Regions from separate parts of the Homo sapiens genome. Here region 2 is linked to region 1. A link is an interaction called in ENCODE POLR2A ChIA-PET data of the cell type or tissue named here. Cell type or tissue: OCI-LY7. All regions are shown on one strand. Links, peaks and the distances in the headings refer to the core of each region. The heading gives the core; the rest is flanking DNA.

Region 1 (7,642 bases), core at 1,149-6,148:
CCTGTTGGCCCAGTCTGGGCCCTCAGCACCTCATCTTCACACTCCCTGCAATAGCTTCTCTGTCTGGTGTTTCTGCCTCCGTTCTCCATTCCAGCCCGTCTTTGATGTAACCATTGTTTAGTCCAAAACCTAGGTTGAGTTGACATTGCCCATGAAATAGAATACAGATGCATCGGGTCGGCGGCTTCATCTGGCCACGGTGCAGGAAGGCAGGGAGAACCCGGATTTGAGTGGTCAGCTCCACCAGTCACTGCTGCGCACAACCAGGCTATATCACCTGTCTGTGCATTAGTGTCCTTGTCTGTATCTGAGGATAAAAACACTGCCTTTCTCATAGGGTTGATGCAAGGATTAAATGAGTGAACATTTAAAATCCTTAGAACACAGCCTGACACATAAAAGGTGCTTGATAACGGTTAGCCAAGATTATGTTTTATAATTATTTCTTGGCATTCTCCCCTCTGGGCTGTGAGCTGCTTCCTGTATTGTGCCTGGCTGTAGCTTTTTAATAACCAATTGCTGAATCAATGAATGAGAGAAAGAAAAAGGGGCCGGGTGTGTTGGCTCACACCTGTAATCCCAGTACTGTGGGAGGCTGAGATGGGTGGATCACCTGAGGTCGGGAGTTTGAGACCAGCCTGGTCAACATGGTGAAACTCCATCTCTACTAAAAATACAAAAATTAGCTGGGCATGGTGGTGGGCACCTGTAATCCCAGCTACTTGGGTGGCTGAAGCAAGAGAATCACTTGAATCTGGCAGGTGGAGGTTGCAGTGAGCTGAGATCACGCCATTGCACTCCAGCCTGGGCAACATGAGTGAAACTCCGCCTCAAAAAAAAAAAAAGAGAAGAAGAAGAAGAAAGAAAAGAAAAAGGGAGGGAAGGAGGGAAGATTAAAACATAGTTACTACTCTAAAGAAACTTACTGGCTAGTTGGGGGATATAAGATGCCCTAATATAGCAGTCCCCAACCTTTTTGGCACCAGGGAGTGGTTTCATGGAAGACAGTTTTTCAGTGGTAGGGGACATAGTTTTGGGATGAAACTGTTCCACCTTGGATCAGGCATTAGTTAGATTCCCATAAGGAGCGCGCATCCTAGATCCCTCACATGTGCAGTTCACAGTAGGGTTTGCACTCCTATGAGAATCTAATGCTGCAGCTGATGGGACAGGAGGGAGGCGAAGTCAGGCAGTAATGCCTGCTCGCCTGCCGCTCACCTCCTGCTGTGCAGCCGGTTCCTAACAGGCCCCGAACTGGTACCATAAGAGGTTCAGGGAAAGGAGGGATTTCTATGGGGGGGGAAAGGAGGTAGGTTCAATTGTTGCAATCAAAGGTGCCAAACTCCTATTTGTCACCATTTCAGATCCCACAGAGAAAGAGGAGTGTCAGGATCCGGTGTGCTTCTAAGAGACAGTCGTATAAGTGAAGTCTTCCTGCGGGACCCTACACTTTACCCCTGCTGAAATTTGCCTTTCCCTCAGGTGACATTTTGAGCTGCTTAACAGGAAACAGGCACTTTCAGAAGTACAATGACTGTCTAATGATTTCTGAGTGATTCCCTCCAGGGTGTCTAGATTTCTTCCTGGCTCTCAGAGGTAGAAGGAACTCTCAGAGGACATTTACCTGTCAGCTCCAGCACTAACACCCAGAACTCTTGCCTTCTAAAACATCGCAGGAAGTGGGGTGGCTGTTCCTGAAGCTGGCATCACTGAGCTGGTAGGAAGAGTTACCTTGAGTGAGCTGCTGTTGAATGTAAAACAGCTGTGCCATGTGCAGATGATTTCATCCTATGAGCTTCCTCACTCACTGTCAGAGGCCAGGCTTTATAAAGTATTGTCAATTGCTTTTACTGTTTTACTTATTTTTTGTTTTTTTGCATTAGGTACCCACTAAAGTCACCTGTCAAACTACATCTTGAAGCCAATTGCAGTCTTGAAATCCTGCTTTGTGGTGCAGGTTCTACTGCATAGAATGTTATATGAGTTAGCTCCTGCTGCTGATCAAACACCTCAAATTAATGGCTTAAAAGAATCATCATTGGTGGCCGGGTGTGGTGGCTCACTCCTGTAATCCCAGCACTTTGGGAGGCCAAGGCTGGCAGATCACCTGAGGTCAGGAGTTCAAAACCAGCTTGGCCAACATGGCGAAACCCCGTCTCTACTAAAAATACAAAAAGTAGCCAGGCGTGGTGATAGGCCCCTGTAATCTAGCTACTCGGGAGGCTGAGGCAGGAGAATCACTTGAACCTGGGAGGTGGAGGTTGCAGTGAGCCAAGATCGCACCATTGCACTCCAGCCTGGGTGACAGAGCAAGACTCCATCTCAAAAAAAAAAAAAATTCATCATAGGCTGGGCGCAGTGGCTCATGCCTGTAATCCCAGCACTTTGGGAGGCTGAGGTGAGAGGATCACTTGAGCCCAGGAGTTCGAGACCAGTCTGGGCAACATAATGAGACTCCATCTCTATATTAAAAAAAAAAAAAAAAGTAGTTGGACATGGTGACACGTGTCTGTAGTCCTAACTATTCAGGAGACTGAGGTAGGAGGATTGCTTGAGCCTGGGAGGTCGAGGCTGCAGTGAGCCATGATCTAGCCTTGGTGACAGAGTGAGACTCAAAAAAGAAGAAGAAGAAGAATCATTGTTTGCTCAGCAGTTCTGTATGTTGGCTCAGCTTGAATGGCTCATCTCTATTCCTTGTGGTGTTAGCTGGGCTCCCTTGTATATTTGGACCTCAGCTGGGATGTCTGGGACAGCTGGGGCCTGTCTCTGTGGGGTCTCACATCCTTCAGGAAGCGATTCCAAGCTTTTTCACTTGATGGCAGAAGGGTTCCCAGCAACAAGAGAAAGCAAGCCCCAATACACAATACGCAACAGTTTCTCCTTGTGTCATATTTGCTAATGTCCTATTGGCTGTAGCAAGTCAAGAGGCCAAGCCAGATTCCTTTTGGCGGGGACCACAGGAGGGTGTGGGTACAGGAAAGCATGATTGTCATGGGCCATTGCTGCAGTAGTTTATAACAAGGAGTTTATCTAGGATCTTGGGAGAAGGGAAAGCAGCATCATTCTTTAGAGAGTTGCCTGGGATAGATGCAGCCAGTGGTTAGAGAGCTCCACTCACCATCTGCATGGGCCCCTTTAGCCCCACTTCCCTCTGTGACCAGCAGCTACACATAAGCTTAAGCCATCTGGCTCACAGATTGATGGGCACTCAGTCCCACAGGAGCCACCAGGAGAATATGGCTGGATCAGCACAAATCTGATGTTAATGCTAGAAAAGGAACTCAGAGCTGGTATGCAATATAGCCCACGCAGATCTTTCGGCAGAGTGACATCTAAAATTCCCTGCAGTTTTCTCAGCCTGCCCTGAGTCTGAGCTGCATATTCATTCTGTTCGACAGCAATTCTGGGGTCTGCCTGTTCTTTGTTCCTCTAACCGTGCTGTGGACAACATTCTGAGGACAGCAAAGCCATGGAGGAGAGTTCGGGGAAGGGGGAGAATCAAAGACATGCCTACGAGACTGGACACCCAGATTCGTTAGTTGGGTTTGCTGCCCTTGCCTTTGATCTCCTGTGCAAGTGGAAGGGTGAGCTGATGGACTATTGACGCCTGGCTTCATCCTCGTTGTAACGATCTTATTTTCACTGTATATCCTTTCAGGGTTATGCCGACGTTAAAGATTTTATTTAGCAATTATTTGTGCTATCTCATCAAGATATTGCTGTGTGATGCTGCACCAAGAGACAATAATTCAGGAAATGATTTTAAGATCAGAAAGGTGTTTGGATTTAGAGTCTAGAATGAGTAGGAGAAGGAATAAAAAGGATCGATGGTCTTTGTGCCCTAGAATGATGCTGGGCCCTGGGCATCAAAGACACATTTATCACCCCCTTCTCTTTGTTTGTCTGAGCCAGGTGATATGGAGGGGGCTGATCTGGTATCAAAGAACATCTATCAAGTGCATTTAGGAAAATAATTCAAGGAGATGACTAGGCTTTCTGAGACATGATTACTGGGGAGGTGACCTTTATTGCAAGCCGTGAAGAGTAATTAAATTTGAGCAAGAAAGAAATTTCCATTCTTTTAGGCTGAGTTTATGAGAGTGTCTCAGATTAAGCAAATTCAACTGTCTTGGTCACTGAAAATCTCTTACTCTGTTGGGATTTTTGAAGGTTCTCGGTTAGCTAACATCAACATCATTGAGAAAGATGGCTTCAGTGACTGTGTCTGTATGTTTGTGCATACACGTGTGGCCTAGTAGGGAAACACAAGCAGAGCTCCACACCACCCTGTCCATCTCATGTCTGTCTTTTCCCAGTTTGAGATCCACAAACTGAGCTCATCTTGGCCACCATGGTGTCCCTAAGACTTTGTGTGTTGCACGACACTTATTAAGCACTTAAGAAGTCTTTGTTGAATGAATGAATCAAGAAAATCTGGAAGAGGAATTTTCTAAAAGTATCTTTAGTTGACAGTTTTTCTGGAATTAACCTAGACATTTTAATGGTCACAGAACAATGACTGATGATGTCATTTAAGTTCTTTTGGTTGAGCTGAGATAAGAAATGAAGCTGACAAAACAAGTGACCAGAGTTAAATTTATACACTATTAAAAACAAGTAAACACTCACTGCCAAAGACCCACACTCCTGAATGACTTAGATTACCAGCCTAGTGTAGTAAAATATTTATCGTTTTGTAGTGTATTAGTATTTTCCCAGAATTAAAATAGCTTATTGTATTTTCTAATTATTAAGTCAATATATACTCATGTAGAATGGTCAAACAATAAAACAGTTTAAAGAACTGAATAAAAGTATCCCTACTTCTGTGTTGTTACATTTTAAGAAAAATTTTTAAAATTTTCTTTTTAATTCTTAATTGTGGTAAAATACCCATAATGTAAAATGTACTTTTAATCACTTTTAAGTATAGTTCAGTAGGGTTAAGTATATTCACACTGTTGTGCAACCAATCTCTAGAACTTTCTGCAAAACTGATACTCTCCAACTCCCCCTTTCCCCCTCTCTCCAGCTCTGGGCAACCACCATTCTACTTTCTGTTTCTACGAATTTGACTACTCTGGGTACCTCATATATATGGAATAATATAGTGTTTGTCCTTTTGTGACTGGCTTCTTTCACTTAGCGCAGTGTCCCCAAGATTCATCCATGTTGTAGCATGTATCAGTACTTTTGCCCCTTTCAAGGCTGAGTAATACTCTCTTGTATGTATGTATAATACCACATTTTGTTTATCCATTCGCCATCGAGGGACATTTGGGTTGCTACTGTGAATACTGCTGCTGCTGTGGACATTGGTATTGGAATATCTTTTCACATGTGACTTTACCCACACAAACTTTACTTGTGCCTGAGCTCATACTGCATGTGCTGCGTCATACAGTAGTATACATGGACTTCGTCTCTTGTCAATTCTTTTTTTTTTTTTTTAAGACAGCATCTTGCTCTGTTGCCCAGGCTGGATGCAGTGCCATGATCTCGGCTCACTGCAACCTTCTCCTCCCAGGTTCAAGCGATTCCCCTGCTTCAGCCTCCCGAATAGCTGGGATTACGGGCATGCGCCACCACGCCCAGCTAATTTTCGTATTTTAGGAGAGAAGGGGTTTCACCATGTTGGCCAGGCTGGTCTTGAACTCCTAACCTCAAGTGATCCCCTGCCTCTCAAAGTGCTGGGATTACAGGTGTGAGCCGCTGCGCCCGGCAGTCTTGTCAGTTCATATGGATACACAGTACTCTTTTTTTACTATGTGTGCAATGTCCCCTTGTATGGATTCATCTGTTTGTGGCTGGACATTTTGGTTGTTTTCCATTTCTTTATGTTATGCCTCAGTAAACATGCAGAGACTTAGACCTTTGCACCCTTGCCTGGTAATAAAAATCCTAACAGTTGGGTCTTAGGCTGGATTCTCTAGAAGCAGAATCTGAGACAGGGACTTGGTTGTGAGTGATTTGCTGAGGGACTGTTCTAGAGTTGTCCTCTTTGGGACAAAGCGACAGGGCTTTTGTACTATCAGTCATTTATCTTGTAATCCCAGGCCTCTTGAGACCTTCAGCGAAAAGGATTTCTGTAGAAGGTGGTGGTTGTGAGCTTACAGGGCAGTCGGTAGTGGGGGCAGCCTCTAACACAGAGGATATGGGTTGAGGTATCACTGCGAGTGCTCATAACCTCTGTGGTCCTGTCTTTAGGCCTGGTGCTATGCTAAGTACATAAATGCAGTTCTAACAGTCCAATGTTGTAGGGGCTAGTAGTATATATCTACTCTACAAGTAACTTTCCCAGGGTCTACCAGCTAGCAAGGTGTGGTGGGATTGTAAGACACACTCAGGTCTGTCCAGTATTAAAGCCCGAGTCCTTTTATTGGTGGGCTGTAGAATGTAAAGTTTAATTCCTAGAAGCTGAATTTATGGACCAAGGAGATAGACATATTTATCCCAGTTTCTTTCCCTACCCCTTCTCCAAGTTATATCAACTTAGATGTCCTGTGATATTATATTTGACTGTTCTCCTGTCATCCCTGGGTCTTGTCAGTTTTTTAAGTATCTGCTAATCCAATTGATAGAGATTTTTTTTTGGCTTGATTTTCCTTACTTTTACAATTGCTGAGGCTGACACCCTTGCCCGTGTGGATTGGCCAGCTGTATTCTTCTCTTAAGGCCCAGTTTTTAGTCCGAGGGCCTTGGCTTCTTTTTTTTTTTTTTTTTGAGACCGAGTCTTGCTCTGTCACCCAGGCTGGAGTACAGTAGTGCAATCTCGGCTCACTGCAATCTCTGTCTCACAGGTTCATGTGACTCTCATTCCTCAGCCTCCCGAGTAGCTGGGATTACAGGTGCCCGCCACCACACCCAGCTACTTTTTGTATTTTTAGTAGAGATGGGGTTTCACCATGTTGGCCAGGCTGGTCTCAAACTCCTGACCTCAAATGATCCGCCTGCCTCGGCCTCCCCAAGTGCTGGCATTACAGGTGTGAGCCACTGTGCCCGGCTGGCCTTCACTCATTTTTGATGGTTCTTTGCATCCGGGTTTGAATTGTCCTAATCTCCCCCATGGATTTGAATGCTGCATTTATAGTACACTCGTTTTGCACCAGTGCTTTGTTCTATTTCTAGATTTCACAGAGGTAGGTGTGTAGTTGTTTTTGTTTGTTTGTTTGTTTGTTTTTTGAGACGGAGTCTCGCTCTGTCACCCAGGCTGGAGTGCAGTGGCGTGATCTCAACTCACTGCAACCTCTGCCTCCCAGGTTCAAGCGATTCTCCTGTCTCAGCCTCCTGAGTAGCTGGGACTACAGGCAAGTGCCACCATGCCCGGCTAATTTTTTGTATTTTTAATAGAGACGGGGTTTCATCCGGTTAGCCAGGATGGTCTTGACCTCCTGATCTTGTGATCCGCCCACCTTGGCCTCCCAAAGTGCTGGGATTACAGGCATGAGCCACTGCACCCGGCCACAGGTATCTAGTTTTATGCTAGTATCCCATCCTTTTGATTGCCATACACCTTTTTTTTTTTTTTTTTTTTTTGAGGCCGAGTCTCGCCTTGTCGCCCAGGCTGGAGTGCAATGGCGTGATCTTGGCTCACTGCAACCTCCGCCTCCCAAGTTCAAGTGATTCTCCTGCCTCAGCCTCC
Region 2 (5,000 bases), core at 1-5,000, 1.5 Mb before region 1:
ATGATTCAGATGCTTCTGATACTAGATCTGTTTAGAAATAACATCAAGAACAGTTTTTATATTTTATTTTCACATTGAAAATCAGTCAGATTTGCTTTAGCCTCAAAGAATGTGTTTACGTAAAATTAAATGAATGCTGGCAGTGAGCTGTACTTTTTTTTTCTAAACCGGAAAAGGGTTAATATAGCTTTCATCGTTGTTTTCAGTAGGAGGGCTAGTCCAATCACAAGCTACTCTATTGTGGCCAAAAGCAAAAATCTGGTGGTAATCATTTTTAATCGCCATTGTTGATTTCTCCGCAGTGGCTTCTGGCATTGATAACTTGGTTGTCACATGGTCATATGTGAAGGCACCCGGTTTATTCATTTGTTCCTTTGTCCATTAAATAGTTTTTGAGCACTTCTTTCAGGCCAGGTATTACTCTAGACACAAGCAATATAACAATATTTAAGATAAGATCTGTGTCACTTTGGCACTTGCAGCCTGTTTTTATAGAAAGGCTACTAAATGGTTGCCGAGTCGGACTTGTGGTAATTAAAATAGACTTTTCTTGTGTGGGGGTTGGGAGTGAGAAAAAAGAGACTGGAATCTTTTAGATGATTACATCTTCTTTATATAAATATTTTTAGCCTTTTGAAAAAACTCTGTAGAGCTTAATGCAGTTCACAGTTCACCCACACTACATCAATATTTGGCCTACCTTTTGCAAGCCCAATTCCCTAACTATGAGTTTCTGTGTTACATAAAAATCTCACCGGGAGCACAATTATTTGACAATTTGAGTTGAAACTCCAGGAACTGATTTATGGAGAACAAACTTAGCTCTGAAATTATGTCTCTTTATGAATATCGACATGAAATCTGATGAAGAATCATCCTACTGTGGTTTCCCATTTTAACTTCTGTTTTTGAAAAACATTTCAGATGCAACTAAGCACTTATTAAATGCTTCGTGATACCAAAAAATGGCTTGGTGGTCTTTGTCTTCCAGAATAGCATAAATTTCAGTGTTACCAAGATAAAAATATAATCTGGGCACATGTCACTGTTAAAATATTATAGTCAGATCAAGGATTCTATTCCTGTCTTTGTTATTCTTTCCCACTTTTGAAACTTTATCCAGTGGATTTTTTTTTATTACAAAGACGTATTCCAGAGATAACAGTTTGTACTTCTGATTATGATCCATGTTCATGTGATCAAAAGGCAGCAATAATAGGACACTGTCATATATGGTAGCTCCATAGAAACTAGGCTGCACTGGGAGGACAGATTCGCCATCTTGAGCACCTGTGGCTTGGTATTCTCGAAATTGTAGCCCCTTTGGAATGGCTGAAGAACTACCAGTTAAAGGTAAAGAAACCAGACACACAAGGCCACGTATTGTATGATTCCACTTACATGAAATGTCCAGAATGGGCAAATCCATAGAGACAGAAAGATTAGTGTTTTTCAGGGGCTGGTGGGAGGGGGAAATAGGGAGTGACAATGTATACAGGTGATGGGGTTTTGGGGTGATCAAAATGTTCTGGAATTAGGTAGTGGTAATGGTTGCAAGACATTGTAAATGTAGTAAAAAACAATGAATGGTACACTTAAAATGAATTTTATCTTATATTTTAAAAAATCACACACAGGCCGTGCACAGTGGCTCACGCCTGTGATCCCAGCACTTTGGGAGGCCGAGACGGGTGGATCACCTGAGGTCAGGAGTTGGAGAACAGCCTGACCAAAAGGGAGAAACTCCATCTCTAATAAAATACAAAAATTAGCCGGGCGTGGTAGCGCATGCCTGTAATCCCAGCTACTTGAGAGGCTGAGGCAGGAGAATCACTTTAACCCGGGAGGCAGAGGTTGCAGTGAGCCTAGATCGCACCATTGCACTCCAGCCTGGGCAACAAGAGTGAAACTCCGTCTCAAAAAAAAAAAAAAAAAAAATCACGCATAGCTAGAAAGGCTGTAGCTAGTTTGAGGAAGTCAGTACTAACACCTGGCTATTCAGAGAATGCCATCCTGCCCCCCTTTCTTTGGCATCAACTCTGAAGCATAGTTATGTTATGGTTGGAAAATCTTTTCTAACTAGAGATTAAGCTCTTGGGGACAAAGTAAACTTGCCTCTTACAGGAAACACCAAAGTTCCAGCTTAACAGAGAAAGGGAACCTCCTTGGGAATCATACTTTTCCCATTATTGGGTAGTGCTCGGACAGATGTCAAAGTGCTGTATGTTTCCATGGTGATCATATCCAGCTTATCATTACTTGTATCTTTGCCCTAAAGTTTAATTTCTTACTTTGGGACTCATTATAATAATGGGAGCACCGGCCTTTTGGGAGGCCAAGGCGGGTGGATCACGTGAGGTCAGGAGTTTGAGAGCAGCCTGGCCAACATGGCGAAACGCTGTCTCTACTCACGCCTGTAATCCCAGCACTTTGGGAGGCTGAGGCGGGCGGATCACGAGGTCAGGAGATCGAGACCATCCTGGCTAACACGGTGAAACCCCGTCTTTACTAAAAATACAAAAAATTAGCCGGGCGTGGTGGCGGATGACTGTAGTCCCAGCTGCTCGGGAGGCTGAGGCAGAAGAATGGCGTGAACCTAGGAGGCAGAGCTTGCAGTGAGCCGAGATCGCGCCACTGCACTCCAGCCTGGGCAACAGAGCAAGACTCTGTCTCAAAAAAAAAAAAATACAAAAATTAGCTGGGCGTGGTGGTGGGTGCCTGTGGGCCCAGCTACTTGGGAGGCTGAGGCAGGATACTCTCTTGAACCCAGGAAGCAGAGGTTGCAGTGAGCCGAGATCACGCCATTGCACTCCAGCCTAAGCGACAGAGTGAAACTCCGTCTCAAAAAAATAAAAAATAAAAAATAATGTAAGTACCAGGCCTTTGTTTGAGTTCAGTTTTTCTTTGGTGAGCACTTTTCTAAAATCTCTCTCATCTTACCTATGTTAACTTTGTCTCAGAAGCAGGCTCATTTGTGCAGTTAGCTGAAATATTTATTCAGAAAGTCATTTATAGCAGTTGTCTTTTCATCAAACATAATACCTTTAAAATAGCAGAAAATTAATGCCATTCATGATTTTGCCATTTTACTAAGTAGTCAGAAGCTATGTCTCCCTTAGCCCCATCATATACATTTGAAATATCTTTATCCTAGATAATCTGTATTCATTTGAATGCAAAAGTTTTATCAATATGAGTGAACTTATACATCTTTTTATTCGCTGATGGAGATATCACTTGAAACTTTGTTCCTGGCAAAGCAAAGAGATGAAATGTATTGAAAAAAATCGATTAGACTTTTAAAACTTCAAAATACTTTTATAGAAAATGTAAATAAGATTGTTTCTAACTGCAGAGTGTTTTACATAAAATCTTTATGTGAAGAATTTATATTGCAGTACAATAAAGTCAGTGCTTTTTATATGTTTTGAATGGTAAACATTTTGAAGGTATTTTTTGAAGTAACTAGGTATTGACATTTTTTAATAATATATTTTGAATAAAGCACACCTAAAATGCATGAACTTGTGTAAGTATTTGGCATCATTAGTCTAGTTGTACATATTTTTAAAAATAAGAATGGGCTTAGAAGATAATGTATTTGTAGTAAGTATAGTATATTTTTTACTGAGTGAGTCTGATACGTCTTTTAGATATTTGAGTAAAGTCTACTGTTAAAGTATTCCAGATTTTTAAATTCCAGTGTCCTTGCTGTGGAATCTAGTGTTGGCTTTCTGATGTCAGAATAATCAAACCCTGCTCATATACACATCCAGAAAACTTTTTCTAATGATGATACATTTAGCAAAATCGCAAGTCTTTAAAAATTCTAGTTAAATAGACTTACTTGAGACAAGTGTACATTGTGAAATCTAAAATAAAAATTTGTGACTATATAATACATAATCTTCATTATGTAGGCTATTTCTAAAAACTTAGTTTCTGTGCTGATTTCATGTTAAGTTTTTCAAACGTTAGCAGATTATAATGGCTACAGTAAGTTTTGTTCTAAATCTGGTAGCCATTTATTATTAAATGATTAATGATTAAACATTAATCATTTAATAATTACTTAGGAATTATAAATTACAATGTCAAATCTTCATACATCAGGCTCCTTGCACTATAATTACTTAAAATTAGTTTGCATCAATAGTCTATATAAACAGATATCTTAGTTTAGAGGAAAAAATATTCTATTTTCTAGGTACTTTAATAGTTTGGTCTTGTGAAAATTACATAGGTGTGTGTTTATGTATGTGTATACACACATGTATTGGGGGCTTACAATACCAAATTAATAAGACTGCCCCTCACTCCTTAAATCGACTATCTGCCCTGCCAGTAATCCCCCACCTGTACTGGTATATACAGAGTTTTCTCTGGTACAAATGATTAATCAAGAAAAAGGGTGTGAAATATTTGTGTTCGTTTCTTTTTAAATGAATAATGGGATACACATAAACTAGTAACACCACATTGATTTCCTAAAGACCTAATACAGCTTTAAGAGGGAATAACATTCCAGAGCTCCAGGATTATTTTAATTTAGCTTTCAAGATGGTTACGATTTTGATTTAATATAGAGACTTCATAGTGTTAAATTTTAGGGTTTTTTTTTTTTTTTTTGTATTTTTAGTAGAGATGGGGTTTCACCATGTTGGTCAGGCTGGTCTCGAACTCCTGCCCTGATGATCTGCCTGCCTCGGCCTCCCAAAGTGCTGGGATTACAGGCGTGAGCCACTGTGCCCAACCTAAATTTTAGGTATTTAAAACATCCATTGATGCTTTGTTTTGTTTTTGGGTTTTTTTTTTATTGTTGTTACTTAAGGGATGCATCTTATTTATTTGGTTGACTTTTATCTAGACATCATAAATGTGATGCTTACTTTTTTATTAGCCACTTCATTGTTGATGTCTTAATGGGAGATCTTAGTTTGATGAATCTACTCTTTGAAATTTTAGTTTGATTAGTCATTTGTTTCTGCTAGGTTTTGGCT

The links. ChIA-PET counts read pairs that join two places held together with the same protein. Peaks named below come from ENCODE experiments on the same cell type or tissue, not always from the same donor. Only the 100,000 strongest peaks of a DNase experiment are listed, where the experiment ranks them.
Region 2: POLR2A ChIA-PET joins it to region 1 with 6 read pairs; 1 of 35 experiments calls an interaction of 5 or more read pairs at or near these places.

What each region holds. Positions count from the first base shown.
Region 1 is chr14:89,311,366-89,319,007 of GRCh38, reverse strand. All of the region lies in intron 3 of FOXN3 (forkhead box N3), which reads left to right. Among named protein-coding and RNA genes, the nearest start is that of FOXN3-AS3, 35 kb to the left of the region's middle. In OCI-LY7, for the core only: no CTCF peak of the experiment used is centred there; a DNase peak (open chromatin) is centred at 1,507; H3K4me3 peaks cover 600 bases; H3K27ac peaks cover 904 bases.
Region 2 is chr14:90,853,299-90,858,298 of GRCh38, reverse strand. RPS6KA5 (ribosomal protein S6 kinase A5) reads left to right here. Exons shown (of 17, transcript NM_004755.4): 17 at 1-5,000. Among named protein-coding and RNA genes, the nearest start is that of LINC02321, 28 kb to the right of the region's middle. In OCI-LY7, for the core only: no CTCF peak of the experiment used is centred there; a DNase peak (open chromatin) is centred at 1,998.